Linked DNA regions of Homo sapiens: regions 2, 3, 4, 5, 6 and 7 are each linked to region 1. A link is a contact called in ENCODE Hi-C or POLR2A ChIA-PET data. All regions are on one chromosome and are shown on one strand. The core of a region is the stretch at or near the end of the contact, and the rest is flanking DNA. Distances in the headings are between cores, read along the strand shown.

Region 1 (2,911 bases), core at 172-2,671:
AAGAAAGAGGAACATGAGCAGCCAATATGCCATAAGCAAAAAGTGGAGCAACAGACGTACAGATTGCGAAGCATTTGGATGGTAGTATAGAGAGGAGGCATCTTCTTAGTCCTTATGAACTGGCAGGGCAGATCTGGCAGGGATCTTTGGAGCCAAAATATCTGAGTACAATTCCTTCCTCTGCCACTTTCTCATCATATGTAGGGTTTCAGGCAAGCTATTTGGCTTCTTCATGACTCTGTCTGTGCTGGTAAAATGGATATGGATACAGTGTGTACCTCATAGAATTATCATAAACTCAATTAAGAAAAACTCCCTGAAGTGTTTCAGACAGTGCTCAACTTACAGAAGTAGTTACTGCTTTTATTTTTAGTATTACTTTTAGCCTTGTCAAGCCTCCTGAGTCAAGATCTATCCCTGTCATTTCGGGTTTACATTTGAGCAAGTTAAGGCTTGAACAATGTGCTGAGGTTATGCTAGCTAGGAAAGGACACCACCAGGTGTGTTTGTCTCCAGAACTGGTGTTCTTGACCACCATGCTATACTAGGTAGTTTTATAAACCCCTGTTTATGACAAAAAAAGATTATAGAGAATATTATGGACCTCCTTATTTCCATGATCCTACTTCAACAATTAGTCTCTCCTCCCTCTGCCAAGCCCCCATGATAATTTAAAGCAAATTTAGACATTTTCATCTAGCAACAGCTTTTTGTGGCATTTTCATAGCATATGCTTCCATTTAACTTTGTAGTTAATGAGGAAATTTGTTGAGCTGTTCTCCCCTGGGCGGGAGAGATGCCATGCAGGGAGTCCTAAGCTTCCCATTGTCCCTCAGATCAGTAAAGAAGACCAGCCCTAAGCTGCTGACCACAGGTTCATGGGACTCTTCTGAGGGAATGTGAGGCCCAGAACTTACGCTAGTGATTCTCCAGGTGGACTATTCCTAAGATTCCTTGCCATACCCCCTTCTAGTGCAGAGGGTCTCTGGTATGGCCCACAAGTCTTAATTTTTAGAAGCTTCCAGGTGATTCAGAAGCTGAGGACCTTTGGGAAGATTTTGACAATCCTTTCATTAATGACAAATTTGTTTCATCTTAAAAAACAAAACTTCATCCTTGTATGTGTGGAGGAGGACACTATAGTGAAATTAAAGAAAAAAAAAGTCAAATTATCTGCTCCCTCCATCTACCTGAGGTTTTCTTGCTTGGCATTTGCAAAGAAATTGGGCGCATGGGTGAATACTTTGATTGCTATAAAGAGTAGAGTTTGGCCGTTGATTTTAGTACACTAAAAGTGCAAGGGCAAGAAACATACCAGCACCTTGACAGTTTCTGGGAAGAAACTTAACGGCACCTTCTGGACCCAATCTGCGTGGCGCAGTGGCCTAAAGAGGCGACCGAACCTGCATCCCTAGCTCCGCCTTCCCGGTCCCTGCACACCCCGGCAGCTTCCGCGCGATTCTTCCCGCCCCCGACACCCGCCGCCACACAAAGGCGCTGCGTCCTGGCGGCCAGCGGGGGCTTAGTCTAGGCCCGGCAGGGTTTTCTGGAAGACCAGAGGGCCACCAGGTCACCGAGGTGGGAAGTGAAGAGAGGTTCGACGCTGCCTCAGGCCTGGGCCTGGCCGGTGGGAGACACAGCAAGGACTCTGGGAGCCTGCAGAGCAGAGGCCGCCGCGGGGCCGGGCCCCCGTCTCCTCCTCAGGTCCAAGACCAGAGGGTCTGCAGGGCCCCAGAGCAGCTGGCCGCGCTCCGCTTCCCACCGCGCTCTCTGCTGGAACTCATGTGGTTGTTTATCCTTATTTTGCTAAATTTCTTTATTTGCTGTAACAGTTTGTGTGTGTGTGTGTTTGAGTGTGTGTGTGTAATTTTCAGGGTTTTCTATATATAAAAATCATGTCACGGCCAGGCTTGGTGGCTCACACCTGTAATCCCAGCACTTTGGGAGGCCAAGGTAGGAGGATCGCCTGAGCCCAGGAGTTCGAGACCAGCCTGGGCAACACGGGCAACATAGCGAGACCCTAGTCTCTAAAATTTTTTTTATTAGCCGGGCATGGTGGCAGGCGCCTGTGGTCCCAGTTACTCCGGAGGATGAGGCAGGGTAATCGCTTGAACCAGGGAAGTCGAGGCTTCAGTGAGGCATAATTGCTCTGCTGCATCCCAGCCTGGGTGACAAAGAGAGATCCCATCTCTCTCTCAAAAAAAAGTCATGTTATCTGTGAACATAGATAATTTTACTTTTTCCTTGCCAATACTGTGCTGAATAACATGGTGAAAGTGGGCACCCATTATTCCTGATTGTAGGAGAAAAATTTTCAGTCTTTCGCTGTTGAGAATGATATTAGTTGTATGTTTTTCATAATTGGGCATTATCAAGTTGAGGAAGTTTCCTTCTATTCCTGGTTTACATTGTGTGTGTGTGTGTGTTTTGTTTGTTTGTTTTGACAGAGTCTTGCTCTGTCACCCAAGCTGGAGTGCAGTGGCCGCGATCTCGGCTCACTACAGCTTAGACCTCCAGGGCTCAAGCAATCCTTCGACTTCAGCCTGCCAAGTAGCTAGGACCATAGGCGTACAGCACCACATTTAGAAGTCCCTGAGAAAATTATCTTGGAGGAAAACTCGCAAGTCCGACTATTGGTTTTCCAAGGAAGCCAGTCTCGCCTGTGAGGAGGGATCCTGCTCGCCCTGGGAGCCTACTCAGACACCATGGGGAATGGGGGGTGGGGCTCAGAGCGCGCAGGCTTGGTTTTTTTCCCCCTCCGAACTCCTGAGTTCCAGTGATCTGCCTGACTCAGCCTCCCACAGTGCTGGGATTACAAGTGTGAGCCACTGCGCCTGGCCTATTACTTGTTTTAATAATAACAAAAAACAGCAAAATCTTGCAGAAGGTTGGAAGGTAACCAAGCAGCTTA
Region 2 (2,911 bases), core at 183-2,682, 1.6 Mb before region 1:
GTTTCAATCAGGCAACACACCATTTATGGCTGACTGAGCACTGGGATTCAAGCAAAATTTGATTTGATTTGAATCTTGAATAAACCAGTTGAATAGAATAAGATGTATGAAGCAACATCTGGCGCAGTGCTTACATCTTTAGTTCTGTACTGCCTTAGTGTTGTTATCAAAACTGACGCATATTAGGTTAAAAGACTATTACCGGGGCAGTTGGAAACCCAGGAGACACACCCTTCAGTATACTACGAAGGTGTGCGCCACGAAAACAGAGGGGGAGTCCTTCCTTAGGCAGTTACTGCCCAGGTTCCCACTCCGGTCCGCTATGTAAATCAGAGTCTCAAAACAGCTTTCCCTCGATTGGTTAATATTTAAAATGACAGGACAGCCTATTGGCTAGAAGCTGGTGGCGAAATTATGACATTACGGCAACCGTTGATCCTGGCGACGTAGACAGGGACAGACAGCTGGGTCTGAAACCTAAGCGAGCCTGCGGTTTCTTCCGGGAACGCCGAGTTAGCAAAATGGCCGCTTGTCTCCATTTTAAATTTAAGCACAACGAATTGACCCCAAAGCCATTTTTAATGGCTGGCTTCTTTCGGGTTCAGGACCCTTTGTCCCTCTCTAAGCTGCAACACTTGTCCCCACCCCTCTCCAGTTCCTATATTCTAATACCCCTCCGCCGCCAAATAAAATTTGGCGTCTGGCCACAGCTCTTTTAGTGGGTATCTGGGTGGCTCTTAAAAGAGCCTTTGGGGTTAGGTGTTAAGACGCTTACTTGGAATGTTTACTTGGAGCTGGTGTACTTGGTGACGGCCTTGGTGCCCTCCGACACGGCGTGCTTGGCCAGCTCTCCGGGAAGCAGCAGGCGCACGGCCGTCTGGATCTCCCTGGAGGTGATGGTCGAGCGCTTGTTGTAATGCGCCAGGCGGGAAGCCTCGCCCGCGATGCGCTCAAATATGTCGTTAACGAAAGAATTCATGATGCCCATGGCCTTGGAAGAGATGCCAGTGTCGGGATGGACCTGTTTCAGCACCTTGTACACGTACACAGAGTAACTCTCCTTGCGGCTGCGCTTGCGCTTCTTGCCATCTTTCTTCTGCGCTTTGGTCACTGCCTTCTTGGAGCCCTTCTTCGGGGCGGGAGCAGACTTGGCTGGCTCAGGCATCTTAAAACACCAGAAATGTGTCGAAAGTAAAGAGCGGATTTCTGCTACTTATAGGGCTTTTATGCTAATGAGGGATGGAGAGTACCTCTTAGTTAATTGGAAGACAAACTGCACAGTTGTCATCCGTGGGCAGAGCTATGCAAATGAGGTATGAAAGTACAGCTTTTCTATTGGCTATCTGACTAGCATTTGCTACCGACCAATCAAAAAGTCGGATTTACTCCCCAGGAACTACCTATAAAAGCGGCCATGTTTTACATATTTCTTGATTTTGTTTGTTTTCTCGTGAGCTTAGGCCGCTGGTTTTGGTGATTTTTGTCTGATTGCAATGTCTGGACGTGGTAAGCAAGGAGGCAAAGCTCGCGCCAAAGCGAAATCCCGCTCTTCTCGCGCTGGTCTCCAGTTCCCGGTGGGCCGAGTGCACCGCCTGCTCCGTAAAGGCAACTACGCAGAGCGGGTTGGGGCAGGCGCGCCGGTGTACCTGGCGGCGGTGTTAGAGTACCTGACCGCCGAGATCCTGGAGCTGGCCGGCAACGCGGCTCGCGACAACAAGAAGACTCGCATCATCCCGCGCCACTTGCAGCTGGCCATCCGCAACGACGAGGAGCTCAACAAACTGCTAGGCCGGGTGACCATTGCTCAGGGCGGCGTCCTTCCTAACATCCAGGCCGTGCTTCTGCCTAAGAAGACCGAGAGTCACCACAAGGCCAAGGGCAAGTGATTTGACAGGTATCTGAGCTCCCGGAAACGCTATCAAACCCAAAGGCTCTTTTCAGAGCCCCCCTACCGTTTCAAAGGAAGAGCTAACCTCACTGCTTGTAGGTAGAAGGAAAAAAGGCACTAAGGTAAGTTAATTTTATGCCAACCTTGAGCAAAGCGTATTACTGCTTTTCGGTTTTTGGGGAGCGCTGTTACTAAAGGTTGGTCTGTTTGTATGTAATAGTAGGTCAGTTACGTACTATCATACTCTAAAGAAATATTCTAGTTAATGCTTTGTAAGATCGACCATAGTTAGTGCCTAACAGTTTACATGCAGGGATGCCTCGTGATCTAAACACTTCGTTGTGATTACTTTAAAAATGTAAATTGAAGGCAAAACTCTAACGTGTTGGTAACCTTGTTTGGTCCTCCGACTAGTCCCCCGTCTATTTTTTTCTCAATTTAGGCTGTAGGCAGCCTCACTTTCCTAATTCTGTGAGAGTTATAGGTCCCATTCCTGCTAAAGTGCAGAGTATATTACCTAAAAGTTAACCAGGGAGTTGAAAGGTGTCTGTAAAACAGACTAATGTCCCTAATGTAGAACGGTGCCTGACATGCAACTTACTCTTGTATTTTAAGAAGCTCAAGCGTCTAGGTTGCCATTACAGGCAGAAAAGGAAATAGAGTGGGGCCTGTGGCCACTCAAAAACCTTTGCTTTCTGCTCACCCCTCTAATCCTACCACTTTGGGAGGCCGAGGGGGCTGATCACCTGAGGTCACGACTTCGACACTAACCTGGCCAACATGGTGAAACACCTCTCTACTAAATAAAAATAATAAATAAAAAAATAAGTTGGGCGTGGTGGCACATACCTTGTAATCCCAGCTACTCTTGAAGCTGACGCAGGAGAGTCGCTTGAGCCTGGGAGGCGGAGGTTGTAGTAAGCCGAGATCGTGCCACTGCCCTCCAGCCTGGGCAACAGTGAGACACGGTCCCCCAAAAAAACCTTTGCTTCTAGGGATCTGGTAACAGCTGCCCCACCCACA
Region 3 (2,911 bases), core at 131-2,630, 1.2 Mb after region 1:
TTCAAACAATTCTCCTGTCTCGGCCTCCCGAGTAGCTGGGATTAAAGGCACGTGCCACCACTCCAGGTTAATTTTTGTATTTTTAGTAGAGACGCGGTTTCACCATGTTGGCCAGGCTGGTCTCGAACTCCTGATCTCAAGAGACCCACCCGCCTCAGCCTCCCGAAGTGCTGGGATTACAGGCGTGAGCCACCGCTTCCAGCCAGGATGTGATGTTGTTATGATCCAGTTAAATGAAGCAGGACTTTTTCTAATTAATTGCACTTTCTCTTCTCTTCCCTGGCTCCATATATTCACAGTTTCCAAAACTTCCTTGAGATGGGACACTCTTTTGTCATCTTGTCAGTTCTGTCCTTGAATTAATAAACTTTGACACATACATAAGATCAATTTGACTAAGAAATCTTATTTTGACATAGACATAAAAGTAATATGGTTTGTAAAATTCCTGTATATACGGAAGCCTTTTAATCTAATGTTTCATAGGAATTCAACCCTCTAGGCCTGCTGGTGATCAGTTCTTGAAAAGCACCCTCTTTTCGTGATATCACACGTTGTCTCCTCTATGTGCAGCAAGAATCTCTTGCTTCATTAGTTTTTATGCCTCTGCTTTCAGAAAACAGTCTGGTTGGGACCCCTGTGAAAGGAACTGTCTGGCTTAACTTATCTTGATTAATGCCTCTTTTTTTCTTTTCTTTTCTTTTCTTTCATTTTCCACATAAAGCTAATTGGATTAGAGAAAAAGAACTCTTCTTCGAATGCTACCAGTTTCTTTCCTTCTCATCTGAGCTATTATTCATTGTCCATAGGAAAAAAAATTCCCTAATTTTGGCACGGTAGGTTCTGTTTATTCACCAGACTTGCTACCGTTTACTCGTCAGCTCAGAGAGAACGTCGAAAAAATATAACAAAACCAAAATATGCATCAAGACAAGAGGAGGAAAGAGAATGTGAAAGACTACTAAAAAAAAAAAAAAAAAAAAAAAAAGTCAACAGCTAGGGTCAAGGAATCAATCTGCAAATATTCAGAGCCAGTAGGCTTGTACTACACTAGTCACTATGGAAAATGAAAAATGACCAAGACAGAAATCTCACCTCTTAACACCCCCCAAATCCCAATTTTCTCAACTGTAAAATGGGAATAAAAGTATTACAGTATTTACTATATAAAGTTGCGATGAGTCAATAACATAATACACAAAAGCAGTCAGCCAATTATCCAAATCCGTGTTATTAATATTATCATCATCATCATTCTTCTCACCGTACTTGGGGAATGAAGGAGACAGATACTGTGAGTAAGTTTTCCTTTTTTTTTTTTTTTTTTTTTTTTTTAGACAGAGTCTCGCTCTGTCGCCCAGGCTGGAGTGGAGTGGCGCCATCTCGGCTCACTGCAAGCTCTGCATCCTGGGTTCACGCCATTCTCCTGTTTCAGCCTCCAGGTAGCTGGGCCTACCGGCGCCCGCCACCACGCCCGGCTAATTTTTTGTATTTTTAGTAGAGACGGGGTTTCACCGTGTTAGCCAGGATGGTCTCGATCTCCTGACCTGGTGATCCGCCCGCCTCGGCCTCCCAAAGTGCTGAGATTACAGGCGTGAGCTACCGCGCCCCGCCAAGTGAGTAAATTTTCTATTGGGCACAGAGTTACCTGCTAAAATGAAGTGTGGAAAAATACAATGGGGTGTGTGTATGTGAGAGAGAGAGGGAGATTTGGAGGTGGGGTGGGGAAGACCCTATTTGAAGTGGGCTTTGAAGAATGAACAAGATTTTTATTAGGGAACAAAATGGAAACCAGCATTCCAGGACAAGCGTCTCAGGAGAAGCAAAAGCGCAGAGTTGTGAAAGCTCTTAGATTTTCAGAACTTTGAATTCTGAACTATATATAAACCTGGAAAATCTCGGTTAACTATGGGATGGCATCAAGATTTCAATTTCAAGCTTTCTGGTCATGCACAGTAAAGCTGGAATTAGAGTCTCTTACGTATGGCAGTTGTTGACAAGTCCGTACAGGTACCTAAGTGCTTCCCAGAAAATTCCTCAAGTTGGTAGGTCCTGGGGGAATCAGTTTAGTTCTAAAGAGAGGACTCATCAGAGATCTGTTCAACTTCCAGGAATCTGTGAGGATAGCTCCAAATCTCACTCTCATGCCCAGCCTATCAAACAAAGCAAACCGGTTGGACTGAAGCTGTGGGATCGGGACTGAAATAGAACCAGCGAGAAAGGCAGTCCTCCTCGATTCCTAGAGAGAACACATTCAGCCAGCAGTTGGATAGAGGATACTAGCAAGTCCCTCGCCAGGGCGGGGGAGCAGAGACACATTCCTGTCCCGTTTACATTCTTCCTCTGGCGGAGGCGGGAGGGTCGCTTGAAGCCTCGGATTTCGAGATCAGCCAGGACAAAAAAGCGAGACCCCCGTTTCTACCAAAAAGGGGGGGGGGTGGGCGGGGGGAAGAGAGAGAGAGAGAGAAAGGAAAAGAAAGAGAAAGAAAAGAAAGAAAAACTAGGCGCGGTCACGTGTACGTGTAGTTCCAGCTGCTCGGAGGTTGAGGCGGGAGGATCTCTTGAGCCCAGAAGTTCGAGGCCGCAATGAGCTCTGATCGTGGCAGAGCGAGGCCCTGGCTCAAATACATACATACTTTGTTCTGACTTTGTGTGCCCTTACTCTTTCCTCAGGTGCACGCTTGGGCTCGTTACTGCTCAGAATTTTAGAATCACAGATCCAGCAGTGATCAGGCAGCTGCAGCTGTCAGGGACCACCACCACCTACGCGATTGATCCGTGGGAGAAGCCGTCCTACTCTTTTCTTTCTCCTTTGTCCTTCTCATTCCTGACCCCTTCAGGATTCTCAGTCTTCCCTCCGGGAGGTAGGGATTCTACGGAGAGAGAAGGGTTGTGGGGCTTGTTCTGTTGC
Region 4 (2,911 bases), core at 133-2,632, 1.2 Mb before region 1:
TCAGGTTTCTGACTATAATAAAAGAGAATTATTAAGTGTTGTTGCCAAACTGTGTGCCCAGTGATTTACATGAAAAATTTTATTTCGAAAACCCTATGAGCTGAGTAGTATTGTTCTCATTTAACTTTACATTTAGACAAACATAAATTTAGACATATATCAGCCTGGGTGATCTAGAGGTTTTTTTGTTTGCTTGTTTGTTTTTTTGAGACGGAGTTTCACTCTTGTCGCCCAGGCTGGAGTGCATTAGCGCGATCTCAGCTCACTGCAACCTCCGCCTCCCGGGTTCAAGTGATTCTCTTGTCTCACCCTGCCGAGTGGCTGGAATTACAGGCGCCTGCCACCATGTCTGGCTAATCTTTTGTATTTGTTTTAGTCGAGACAGGGTTTCACCATTTTTGCCAGGCTGGTCTCGAACTCCTGACCTCGTGATCCACCCGCCTCGGCCTCCCAAAGTGCTGGGATTACAGGCGTGAGCCACCACGCCCGGCCTAGAGTTTTTAATAACCAAATTTCTGACCCTCACATCTGAGGCACTGAGCATGGAAGAGTTGGAAAGAAGAGGGAGGGAAACTTATTTTTCTGTATCTGTTCTTGCACCACTACCTTCTTTTCTCAATAGTTGTTGTGTTACAGAAAAAGGGTCCCGATCCAGACCCCAAGGGAGGGTTCTTGGCTCTCCCGCAAGAAAGAATTCAGGGCGAGTCCGCAGTGCAAAGTAAAAGCAGGTTTATTAAGAAAGTTAAGTAGTGAAAGTACAGCTACTCCATAGACAGAGTAGGGTGTTCCTGAAACGCGGAGGAAAGTGTCCACCCTAGATACATACCTGTAAGTATGGGGAGATGTGCTCTGCTACAAGGGTCTGTGATAAAGGATTAATTTTCTTATTATATTTTGTAAGAATCGATATTATTATCTTTAAAGCAAAATTTGGAATGCCTTTGTTCTCCAGATATGGGGACATCTAGACACTCCCAAGTCTGGGTCTGTTTAGTAAACATTATTAATTTGTTCCCTTAACCATAAACATCTAGAGGCTAGGAATGCCTGACTTTCTGGGAATGCAGCCCAGCAAAAGTCCCGGCCTCGTTTTCCTAGCCCTCACTCAAAATGGAGTCGCTCTGGTTCGAATGCCTCTCACAGAAATCCCGCTAAAATGTACCTCCCTCGGTTGCGGTGAGCCGTGATCGTGCCACTGCACTCCAGCCTGGGAGATAGAGTGAGAACTCCGTCTCAAAAAAAAAAAAAAAAAATACCTCCTTCTTCTCTCAAAACTCTCCAATGGCTTCCACCCTGGGTCATCAACATGGCCTGGAAGAGCCGTACTCTGGATACCCGAGGGCGCGGCCCCAGCGCCGCGACGCCCCGCCCCTCTGGCTGCTCCGCTCTGGGATGCACTTCCGACGCCCTCTAGGCTTGGGAGTTCCGCGCCTCTCGGTGTCGCCTGGGGGGCGTGCTCCGGTTGGCGCACTGATTCCCAGTTGGGTAGGGGAGGCTTGACTGAGCTCCCACCCGGAATTTCACCTTAGACCTTTAAAGACCTTGCTCCGGCCTCCCGCGCCAGCGCTAACACCTAGTCCTCTTTAGTGGAGTTCCGGCGGAAGGGGATGGCGGGCACCCGACGGTGGTCTCCTCCCAGATGGCGAATTTCCGCGGCTTCTTCATCTTTTAGCTCCCAGGGAGCCCTCTGGCCCCAGCATGAAGCCCATGGAGCCCTTTTCAAAATTGTATTTTTAAAAGCTTTTAAAAAATACACAGGATTTTAAAGAAAGCCAATTGTACTACAAAACAGTTTTCAAACGATTAAAATAATTTCATAGAGTAATGTGTGCTTCTCATTAATGCATTAAATATTAAACATCAAGACCCGTCTTATGACTGCTGTAATTTTCAAACAGTTGTCTTGGGTATTTGTAACAACTGTATTGTGATACAAAAATATGTGATTTTTCTTTTCTTTTTTTTTAGACAGAGTCTCCCTCTGTCGCCTAGGCTGGAGTGCAGTGGCGTGGTCTCTGCTCACTGCAAGCTCCGCCTCCCGGGTTCACGCCATTCTCCTGCCTCAGCCTCCCGAGTAGCTGGGACTACAGGTGCCCGCCACCAATTTTGTTTTTGTATTTTTAGTAGAGACGGGGTTTCACCGTATTAGCCAGGATGGTCTTGATCTCCTGACCTGGTGATCCGCCCGCCTCGGCCTCCCAAAGTGCTGGAATTACAGGCATGAGCCACCACCCCCGGCCAAAAATATGTGATTTTTCTTGATGACAGAGTCGTAGTTACTTCTCTTTCAATTGTGGTTTGTTACCTGTATTAGTAAGTGAAAGATATGTTAAATTTCAGTTAGAATAGACTAGAATCAGAAATAATCAGAATGCAGTGTGTGTGTTAAGAGTAAGGAATAGTTCATGCAACTTTTGTTTCTGTTACATATGTATGACTGAATTACGATGTAAACTAAACTAAATTGTAGGTCACCACCAAAAAAATGAAAGCTACTGCCACTAGGCCCAAGTTCTGGGTGAAGAACCACGTCTGTTTACCTGGGCAACCCCATGGATCAGGAAAGCAGGGGATCAGAAAGGAGCACGCTAATAGAGAAAAGAGGGAGCCTGTGCATTTTTGTTGCTTTTCAAGAAAGAGTTTAACCTTTAACAACTTGTAGCCATTGTTATTGCAACTTTTACTCCTATTGCAGATGAAAAGCTTTGTGCGCTGTGGCTCCCTTTCCAAAAGGCCCATCTATTTTCTAAACAGCTCCTAGGTTATGAGACCTATGGTCAGCTCAAGAGTCCTTCATTTATTCGGGGATATCAGCCCGTGACTTGACCTTAACCTTCCTCTCTCTAACTGCAGTAACCTCTCCCGCCTTGTCCATAGTTTCCCTTCCGCTGTCTCAGTTACCCCCTTCAAC
Region 5 (2,911 bases), core at 195-2,694, 1.2 Mb after region 1:
TTGCTAGGCTAAATTTTACAAGTTCAAAAGGGAATAATTATTTCTCCTCCTCCTCCTATCTTCTTTTGCCTTTCCAGGTCCCAGCTCCCAGGTGGACATCTTAGCGTCCAGATGACCCAACATATAGGTGTCCTTTAGTATGGATGACCAAACTAGGATGTTATAGTGCTGGATGTAGTAATTCATTTTTTCAAATCTTAACTTTATTAAGATAACATGGTTATTTATCTAGTAATTGTGAGAACAACATATAACAAATAGACCACATATATACGTAGCGTGTCTGGAAGAAATACTCAGATATAAATTACTACTTTAGTCAATCTTAATATTAATTATTTGTCAACTATGCTTAATGTGCCTCTCTAGTCTCTCAAGACTAAATTGCTAAGGAACCCTGGAATCATTTGCTGGCATTCATCCTTTCAAGCAAGGTGCCTGTTACAAAATATCTGCTCAATTAGTATGTATTGGATACATCTTTTGGAAGGTGAGGAAGGAAGCAGTGAAATTAGAAGACTTCTGCCTAGGCGACTGTAAAGTGCTCCTAAGCATCTACCCACCTCCCTGCACACAAAAACTCTCCATTCTATCTCCTCGAGTCTCCTAGCCTTAAAAGATGGTCTAAACTACCCCAGATCCAGGTAAATAACGGATCAAGTCCTTCTTCCCTAAAACAGGTGTTATTCTTTCTATTCTATGAGCCTCCACCTTATTTCTTAAAAAAAAAAAAGAAAAAAATGTTTACTGTTTAAGAAGATAACAGAATCTCAAAAGCTAACTCTTCAACTGTGTTCAACTAAGGACCTTAAACTGCTCTCTGAGGATAGGTGAAGCGGGAAAGGCTCTAGGTGTCTGGTGACTGTTTCTTTTGTTGGTTCGTTTGTTTTTTCAGCCTTAGCACATTTATCCCTTGGAGAAGACAATGGAAAATAGGGCAGATGAGCGTGCGTGGCTTATTTATTCTTGAGTCTGGAGTTAAGAAGGTTGTACTTTTTCCTTAGGATTGCCCTTGGTTGGTTCACAAATTTCGCAAAGTGAATGAAAACACATGAAGGCCACTGAAGGGAATAACTAGGGGACGAGATGTCTGAGCCCCTAAATCGAGAAACATTTGGGCACCGTTTGTGGGACTGTACATATGGGTGTTATCTGTGGCCCCTAGGAAAACAGAAGAGGAACCTGTCTCACTTAGGAAGCTGTGAGAACTGCCCACACAAGGCTTGAAAATGGAACTTTACTGGGTCAGAATGACGAGGGGGAAAAAAAAAATACCTCACACTGGCAGCGGTGGGATTCGAACCCACGCCCCCGAAGAGACTGGAGCCTTAATCCAGCGCCTTAGACCGCTCGGCCACGCTACCACCCACAGGGTGCGTCGCCGCTTTCAGTTTCACCCAAGTGACTGTCGCCCCTTTCCAGTCCTTTCATTCCCATTCCCACATCACCATAAGCCCTTCCCTCAGGCCCCTTCTTCAGCATTCCTTGCTTCTCAGCATAGCCCGAGAACCCCCGATCCCTGACACTTTGCTTCTTCTCAGCTCCCAGATGGATCCTGGACAGGATGCTGCAGGTGGTGCAGGAGGGGAATCCTGCCCCATTTATCATCAACACAGTAAAAAGGGGTCGAAGAGACCGAGAGCGCCAGAGGACGCCATGGGCTCCACATCCACTTGGATTCCAGGGAGTAAGCCTCTCGACTTCAGGAGTAAGCAAGGCCAACCGTTTGGTTTGAGCCTGTTGCTTCTAAGAAAAGCGAGGAAAAATCCTGAGACCTCCTCCCCTCGCCCTTCATCCACTTCAGGGGACCGAGTGTCTCCACGGAACTTCACAAGGGAGGAAAAGAGTGAACTCATTATTATTTGTCTTGTCTTCGTTTCAGAGGCGGTACATCTACGAAAGCCCTAATCATAGAGGGAAAGACTCCTCGTTCCTGGCCCAGAAATGAGATGAGAAATCCAGGGCCCCGTACAGGAAGGCCTTTCGCAAAGTCCAGACTCAATTGCCTTCGCAGCCCTTAAAGTTTCCTTAGGAAGGTCTGTGGGAGAACGAGGTTGGTTTAGGAATTGGCCCCTGCCTTGTACTACGTAGTTTTGTCATCCAAAGTGTTTTAGAAGTGAATTGAATCATAGTTACGCCTTATTTTGAAACACTGTAATTCAGAGAACGTAAAACCTTATTAAAATGCCTCATAATCATCTTGGTAGAGCCGTTGGTTAAGCGGGAGAGACAGTTGCCTCCTTAGCGCAGTAGGCAGCGCGTCAGTCTCATAATCTGAAGGTCCTGAGTTCGAACCTCAGAGGGGGCAAGGCGTCTGTTTTGCCATTTTACTTCTTCTTGATCCAAAATGAGTAAGACAACAAAGGAAGTTGACAAAACGTTGTTCTTTCTCTGCTTTCTCTATAGAAAAGTGTACAATATGTCTGGTAAGGGAAAAAAAAATCTAAGGACATTGCTTTGATGGAACAGAACGGGTAATTGCTGTTTAATAGAACCATGTTCAGTTACAAAACAGTGATTTTCACTAAGAATTAAATTCTCCAAAATTCTCATCTCCCCTCCCGCCCTGCATACCAATTGGAGATAGAGCTGGTAGCATTTTCAAATGTTTTTCAGATATGCTTGGCAATTGTCTTTGTTTTAACAACACCAGAGTCAAGAAACTTGCCAGTTTTAGAGTGCTGAGATAAGAAAAAGTGGGTGGAGGGTTGTACTAGGGGTGTGGAAGGTATAGAATCTAATTATCAATTACTGACTTGGTTATCTTTTACCATTCTTCTGGAATGGCTTACCACCAGGTTGCCACCAATAACATTCCATATGAAAAAAGAAAGGAAACAAAAAACTGACAAAAAACTCCCCCCTCAGTCTCATTGCATTGGACCTTTTCTCTTGCTTCCAGTCCTGTTGA
Region 6 (2,911 bases), core at 162-2,661, 1.1 Mb after region 1:
CACATGGAAAGAACCCAAGATATATTAAGTGAAAAATGTCATAGCATGACTACATTTCTGTTAAAAAAAAAAAACAAAATGTTATATATATATGCGAATGCAGAGAAAAAAGAAATGTAAAAAATACAATAAATTTTTCACGGTGATTACATTTGCGAGAGGAACGTACAGCTTTCATATTTCATTCAATGGTTAAAATGGTACTCAATTTTGACTGACAAAACGGTAATGATCAGATGCCAAAACGAGTGTGAATGTGCATAATTTACGAAAGACATTTTTGAGAACTGGTTACATGAGTTTTGAAAATAGGAGAGCAGAGGACCTGTGTAAGATTTTTAAAGAGACTGCACTGTCACGAGCCACAGCGTTGTGAGATTGGTAGGAAAGTGCTCCAGGAAATATCTAGGGGAGGGCTTGGATCTGAGACACAGAGTGTGAGCCTGGTCGAGAAGCGGGAAAAGAACCCGCCCAGAGCCCCTTCTCTCCATTCCCTCGGCGAGGCAGGAAGCTATCTGCGTTCCGAATCCCGCGACATCAGGATTATCTCGCACTGCAGCACAGAGACCAATCGCTAGTAACCTCTGCCTTTAATTAGGCGTTTTTTGGCCCAAATCTCGCGGCTTCGTAAAAATATCGCGATGCTTCCGCTTTTAATGTTTTTAGTTTGGACAAGCCCTTTGAGATAAATTTAAAAGCCAATTCTTTTTTTTTTTTTTTTTTTTTGAGACGGAGTGTCGCTCTGTCCCCAGGCTGGAGTGCAGTGGCGCGATCTTGGCTCACTGCACGCTCCGCCTCCCGGGTTCACGCCATTCTCCTGCCTCATTCCCGAGTAGCTGGGACTACAGGCGCCCGCCACCACGCCCAGCTATTTTTTTTGTATTTTTAGTAGAGACGAGGTTTCACCGTGTTAGCCAGAATGGTCTCGATCTCCTGACCTCGTGATCCACCCGTCTCGGCCTCCCAAAGTGCTAGGATTACAGGCGTGAGCCACCGCGCCCGGTACCTAAAAGCCGATTCTTAAAAATATACGTTGGTAATTGTTTATGCCTACTGCTGAGATCAGGATATCTCTAAAGTAAGGAGAGGAAAAAGAAAAGTATGTGTCAGAAGTGGGATTCGAACCCACGCCTCCATTGGAGACCAGAATCCCCACCGCGGAGGAAGCTTAGCTTGAGTCTGGCGCCTTAGACCACTCGGCCATCCTGACACACTGCATAACAGCCCTGATTTTTGCACTAAAATAGAGATCAACAAGCAATGATTCTGTGTCGTGCACGCACGCAGAAACGCGATGACGTCAGGGTTGCTTGGTAACAGAAGGGCAGAAAGCCACTTGTGGATTGAAAAAGCAAAAGGGTTCGCAGGACTAGAAAATGTTTCTGCATAAAACTGGATCAAGTCTCTTACGGGCCTTATAACTGTTATCGCCATCTCGAAAAACGTGTGCGGGTTTTTTTTTTTTTTTTTTTTGCTCCCAGCCTGCCCAGATTTCAGGAAGGAAAGAAGATCTTTTGCTTCTTCGGTCGCTGGGTCGGCTCTCCAGTGTCTGATGTTTACTGAAATCTTGATCGTGGTTAGCCTCCCCCAGGACTTCATTGTTTGGAAGATGGTGAGGAACAAAACAAAACCCTAACAAAAGACCCCGGTTCTATAGGAAGGTCCCCTTTTAGCCCCTCTATTTTGGTTCCATTTGTCACTGCCTTGCCACTCGTCGAAGTTTGTCTTGGGCTCTAAAAGTGGTAGCCGGGAACGGCTGGGAAGGTCTCCACAGGGACCACCACATGGGCAAGGCTGGTGTCCGCGCCGAGGGATCGGCGATCCCAGGTCCGGGGAAACTCCGCGAGCGACGCGCTCGCCCGCGGCCTTCCTTGTCGCTCTCGGATGTTCCCGATTAATGGGCTCCAAGTGACCACTGCCAGGTCGGGGAACACAGCGGTAGTTTTTAAGGGGAGTGCACCACATCGCCTGATCCACTTTTCTGTTTCTCAGCCTTCGCCAAGCAATCTGAGCTCCAGGCCGGGAAGCCCCAAGGTCACAAATTTTAATGGAGCCCTGAAACTAAACAGAAATCATCCCTCCCACTAGAACAAGAGCCCCTAGAGGCCAGCGACACCGCTAAAATAACATGTGTAGACCAATGCCGTCCAGGTAACAGTGCCTGGCAAACACGGTAGAGGTTCAATAAATACATTTTAACTCAACCGTCTTAACTCTTGTATTTGGGGCTGTGAGGTTCAGATAGAGGAAATATAAAGTTGGATATTTTAATTAGATTTTGTCCTAATAGCTTACTTTTTGTATTTGTTAATATAAAAAAAATTTCCTTTTTGTAAGGCAAAGTTAGGTCTCTTTTCTGCATGGAGAAATAACTGAGTTTCAGTAGGCTCTATCTTAATTTCCACAGACTTCCTTGGTTTCATATCCTATTTTTGATAGAGAGAAAATTAGTAGTGAGAAGTACAGTGAACACTGGTTCCCCAGTCTCCCTCCAATACATGAGATTTGTATATTTTCTTTCGATTGGAAGGAAATTGTCCAGGAAGTGATTCCCAACATGGCAACTGTAATCTTACCCTAACTATAATTATTTTTTTCTAATTGCAAAGTACACACAAATTGTAGAACATACAAACATGTCAAAAATTAAAATCATCCATAATCTCACTAGTCAGAGGTAACTATTAACATTTTTATATATTTAGTCTTTCATATGGTATACATTTTCCAAAAATGGTCATGTGTAGTAAATAATTTGCTAACTTGCTTTCTAAATGAATATATTATGAATATATACTTGCTAAGTACTATATTTTGCATAAATCTTAATTCCTGCACATATTCCATATCAAAGTGGTATTCTTGAAAACTGGATTATTTCTAATTTTTTATTTTCATCAGCAATGCTGTA
Region 7 (2,911 bases), core at 124-2,623, 1.1 Mb after region 1:
CAAGTGTACTTTCCTTCATTAGTGCTCTAAATATTTTCAATAATTTTTCACCCCTGCTCTAAGACTTGCCTCGGTCTCTCCTTCGGCATTATGCTCCTCAATCGAATTCTTTCCTTCTCCTGAGGAGGCAAGAATTAATGTTGCTGCAGACTCCTTACAGATAACTGCCACCGCTAATATGTTGAGATGTTCACACATGCATGTGTGAGGCCCTTCAAAATGTGAGCTGCGGTTAGAATTGGGAAGAGAAGGGAGTGGGGATATGTATCTTTGTTTTCTGATTGCCTTCCATATCTTTTAAAACTAGCTAAGTGCTGCTTCAAGTCAGCCAGATACGAAGGCTTCAATTTATTTAACACAATAAAGAACTTCTATTTGGATCCAAAGCTTACATTATGCTTTAATAAAAGTTACCCTAATAAAGTCAGAAACAATAACAATGAGTCAAAGAAATGCATACAAAGTAGGCCAGGCGTGGTGGCTCACGCCTGGAATCCCGGCACTTTAGGAGGCAGAGGCGGGTGGATCGTGGATCACTTGAGTTCAGGAGTTCGAGACCAGCCTGGCCAACATGGTGAAACCCCCGTTTCCACTAAAAAAAAAAAAATTAGCCGGGCATGGTGGTGCATCATGCCTGTAATTCCAGCTACTCGGGAGGCTAAGGCAGGAGAATCACTTGCATCTGGGAGGCACAGCTTGCACGTGAACCGAGATGGTGCCATTGCACTCTGCACTCCAGCCTGGGAGACAGAGTGAGACTCTTGTCTCCAAAAAAAAAAAAAAAAAAAGCCTACAAAAAGCTTACAAAGTCTAAAATCGGACGAACAAGAGGACACCTGATGGGGGAAAAGAAAAGAGATTGCGATGGGAAGAGAGTGGTGGGGAAATCCGTGGGACAGTTTTCCTATTTTCTGGGTCTGTCCCTTGACCAAGGAACAGCTCAAAAAAGAAAGGATCTAAAATAAATTGTAAAAAATTACCTGTGGTTTCGCATTTGTTTTCTGTCTTTTTCTTTCTTGCTTGATCTTCGATAATACTGGGAAATGTAACCAATGTGATTGGGCTTGTTAATTTGGTGCCTTGCTTGTTTTTCGGGTTTTGGAATTCTGCCAGTCTGTGCTTCCGCGGCCTCTTTCATTTTGTCTTTCATCTCTTGACACAGCCACCCAGGGTGGTGTCAAAGCCTTAGAGCAGAAATGCATCAATATTGAAAGCAAAACGGAGCTTGTTTTCCTTGGTTTCCATGTGAATTTGAAGAATTGAGAGAGAATGAAAGTGCCACAAAAACAAAAGAAAAAAAATTGAGGCGAGTCGTGGACATGATAGACATGATTTTGCAAACAAGGCACATCTAGGAGAAAAGGCGGGAGAAAAATGAAGCTGGAGGTGCCGGGGATTGAACCCGGGGCCTCGTGCATGCTAAGCACGCGCTCTACCACTGAGCTACACCCCCCAACGCTCAACGTGGGCCAAAATATTTCTATGACCTGTTACTATTATCGGTCGTGCCAAGAAGCATATTTTGTCGAACTTAATTTTGAATTCGCTATACTGGATATTGTTTCCTGACTGCGCTGAGAGAAGGAAAACTGAATGTTATATCGAAAGTCCCGTGCTGGGCCTGGGATCTCCCGCTGCAGGTCACCCTCTCGGACGGCCGCTCGACAACCACCTATCGGGGTTTATAAGGGAGCCGTCCTGCCTGGCCGCCCCCCAGAGAAAGGTCTGTGATGGGGTGATTCTGCTTGGAAAGGTTGCCAGGAAACCGCGAGCATAACGCAGAAAGATAAAACGAAAGCCCTAAACGCCGCCGTGGGAATTTAAGTCCAAGGGGCAGAGAAAACAGGAGGGGAATTGCAGATCGGCTTGTCCCGGTCGTAGTTACTGCCCCTGCAGGTTCCCGCGCCCAGCCTCGGGATGGAGAACCTGGCACGCTACGTTTCGCGGGCTCTGAGACTCGGGTGGTGAGAGTCGCCGAGATGCGCACTGGGAAGAGAAAAGAGCCAGGACGCACCTGCATTTATGGCGCCATCGCCCGGGCGGAATCCTCCACGGAATAAAAAGTATGCAGAAGCAAGGCGATTTATGACTGCATAAACCCTCCGTGCTCCTGGAGAGTTCTTAGACCTCTCCACTCCTTGGCACAACTGACCTCTCCACTCTTCGACAAACTGGCAAGCGCTTGCCGCCGTTCGCCAAACCTTGGTACGACAGTCAATCCAGAAATGAGCTTCTGGAACAAATCCTAAATCCTTTTTTGTCTGTCTTCTTCTGATTCGCTCTCATCCTTAAGGGACCTGTTTCTCCTTCAAAACCTGAAAACATCTAACCTATAGTACCAACCCCAGATCCAGGCCTGGCCTTCCTGACCAGTCAAAGCCAGTTGGACTGTGCGCCTAGAAGTGGACAGACATGCGAAATGCCATACTGTATACGTACAATGCATAGGCCAAAGGCGACCCTATGACCCAGAGATTAGAAAGACTCGGACGTCTTTTGACTGGGTTCAGGTCACACTACTCCCAAAATACGACACCTCGGCATTTGAGAAAACAGCAGAAGCAGAAACGTTTTTCTCTGGGCCCTTGTTCCGTGAAGCGGGCCATGAAAGCTACCTGATCTTCCAATTAAAGTAGGTGATAAGACCGTCAATTCAGAGGGGAGAAAATGTACTTGGAGGAAATAAACGAAGACACAGAGATGCCAAAGAGAACCTGAATAAACAGGCTTTGCTAAGTTCACCCCAGTTTATAACCATTAGATCATACCCCCTTTTATCCAATTATACTGCTATGGGACTATCCACTTCATCAAACCTAAGCATAAAAATATAGGAAGTCCTCACTTATTGTCAGTTGGTTTTTGGAAACTATTACTTTAAGCAAAATAAAACTAATTCTACCATAGACTA

The links. Hi-C counts contacts between places; a loop is a spot of excess contacts on that map. ChIA-PET counts read pairs that join two places held with the same protein, here RNA polymerase II (POLR2A). Pooled maps may share reads with other maps.
Region 2: a pooled map shows a loop between it and region 1 (6-fold over the local background). The contact joins the promoter of H2AC6 here to the enhancer-like site in region 1. A Hi-C loop is called at or near these places in 12 of 50 pooled maps. POLR2A ChIA-PET finds 5 or more read pairs at or near these places in 2 of 52 experiments (CD4-positive, alpha-beta T cell and naive thymus-derived CD4-positive, alpha-beta T cell).
Region 3: a map of CD8-positive, alpha-beta T cell shows a loop between it and region 1 (5-fold over the local background). The contact joins the promoter of HCG15 here to the enhancer-like site in region 1. A Hi-C loop is called at or near these places in 4 of 168 maps with a recorded cell type or tissue (B cell, CD8-positive, alpha-beta T cell, ascending aorta and 1 more) and 18 of 50 pooled maps. POLR2A ChIA-PET finds 5 or more read pairs at or near these places in 1 of 52 experiments (A673).
Region 4: a loop to region 1 is called in a map of CD14-positive monocyte, with 3 times the contacts of the local background. The contact joins two enhancer-like sites. A Hi-C loop is called at or near these places in 1 of 168 maps with a recorded cell type or tissue (CD14-positive monocyte), 3 of 37 single-sample maps with no recorded cell type and 13 of 50 pooled maps. POLR2A ChIA-PET finds 5 or more read pairs at or near these places in 1 of 52 experiments (naive thymus-derived CD4-positive, alpha-beta T cell).
Region 5: a loop to region 1 is called in a map of CD8-positive, alpha-beta T cell, with 5 times the contacts of the local background. The contact joins the promoter of LINC01556 here to the enhancer-like site in region 1. A Hi-C loop is called at or near these places in 2 of 168 maps with a recorded cell type or tissue (CD8-positive, alpha-beta T cell and naive thymus-derived CD4-positive, alpha-beta T cell), 2 of 37 single-sample maps with no recorded cell type and 16 of 50 pooled maps.
Region 6: a loop to region 1 is called in a pooled map, with 3 times the contacts of the local background. The contact joins the promoter of HCG14 here to the enhancer-like site in region 1. A Hi-C loop is called at or near these places in 1 of 168 maps with a recorded cell type or tissue (naive thymus-derived CD4-positive, alpha-beta T cell), 2 of 37 single-sample maps with no recorded cell type and 13 of 50 pooled maps. POLR2A ChIA-PET finds 5 or more read pairs at or near these places in 2 of 52 experiments (CD4-positive, alpha-beta T cell and naive thymus-derived CD8-positive, alpha-beta T cell).
Region 7: a loop to region 1 is called in a map of CD4-positive, alpha-beta memory T cell, with 3 times the contacts of the local background. The contact joins the promoter of LINC01623 here to the enhancer-like site in region 1. A Hi-C loop is called at or near these places in 2 of 168 maps with a recorded cell type or tissue (CD4-positive, alpha-beta memory T cell and naive thymus-derived CD4-positive, alpha-beta T cell) and 13 of 50 pooled maps.

Annotation. Positions count from the first base shown.
Region 1 is chr6:27,755,955-27,758,865 of GRCh38, forward strand. No RefSeq gene overlaps it. Among named protein-coding and RNA genes, the nearest start is that of TRV-AAC1-5, 3.9 kb to the left of the region's middle. Within about 2 kb of position 1,422, at least 5 of the 41 ENCODE cell types and tissues checked have a DNase peak (open chromatin) inside an H3K27ac peak, as active enhancers do; they include CD8-positive, alpha-beta T cell, where a contact is called at or near this core.
Region 2 is chr6:26,122,740-26,125,650 of GRCh38, forward strand. It overlaps H2AC6 (H2A clustered histone 6), which reads left to right and starts at 1,433. Exons shown (of 1, transcript NM_003512.4): 1 at 1,433-1,951. The coding sequence starts at 1,494. The coding sequence ends at 1,886. It overlaps H2BC4 (H2B clustered histone 4), which reads right to left and starts at 1,187. Exons shown (of 1, transcript NM_003526.3): 1 at 728-1,187. The coding sequence starts at 1,165. The coding sequence ends at 785. RefSeq lists enhancers at 1-664, 112-1,311, 360-1,099, 1,343-2,542, 1,350-2,035 and 3 more and a silencer at 971-1,336.
Region 3 is chr6:28,983,369-28,986,279 of GRCh38, forward strand. HCG15 (HLA complex group 15) reads left to right here and starts at 1,381. Exons shown (of 3, transcript NR_135289.2): 1 at 1,381-1,616.
Region 4 is chr6:26,549,234-26,552,144 of GRCh38, forward strand. No RefSeq gene overlaps it. Among named protein-coding and RNA genes, the nearest start is that of TRA-CGC1-1, 2.8 kb to the right of the region's middle. RefSeq lists enhancers at 1-857, 1,117-1,651, 1,636-1,685. Within about 2 kb of position 1,383, at least 11 of the 41 ENCODE cell types and tissues checked have a DNase peak (open chromatin) inside an H3K27ac peak, as active enhancers do.
Region 5 is chr6:28,942,340-28,945,250 of GRCh38, forward strand. LINC01556 (long intergenic non-protein coding RNA 1556) reads left to right here and starts at 1,445. Exons shown (of 1, transcript NR_103538.1): 1 at 1,445-2,199. It overlaps TRL-AAG2-2 (tRNA-Leu (anticodon AAG) 2-2), which reads right to left and starts at 1,364; the gene lies at 1,283-1,364. TRM-CAT3-1 (tRNA-Met (anticodon CAT) 3-1) reads left to right here and starts at 2,236; the gene lies at 2,236-2,308.
Region 6 is chr6:28,895,119-28,898,029 of GRCh38, forward strand. HCG14 (HLA complex group 14) reads left to right here and starts at 1,412. Exons shown (of 2, transcript NR_104117.1): 1 at 1,412-1,612; 2 at 1,993-2,202. It overlaps TRL-CAA1-1 (tRNA-Leu (anticodon CAA) 1-1), which reads right to left and starts at 1,210; the gene lies at 1,105-1,210. RefSeq lists enhancers at 1-453, 1,089-1,724 and a silencer at 515-678.
Region 7 is chr6:28,862,304-28,865,214 of GRCh38, forward strand. LINC01623 (long intergenic non-protein coding RNA 1623) reads right to left here and starts at 1,374. Exons shown (of 2, transcript NR_033379.1): 1 at 981-1,374. TRA-AGC2-2 (tRNA-Ala (anticodon AGC) 2-2) reads right to left here and starts at 1,453; the gene lies at 1,382-1,453.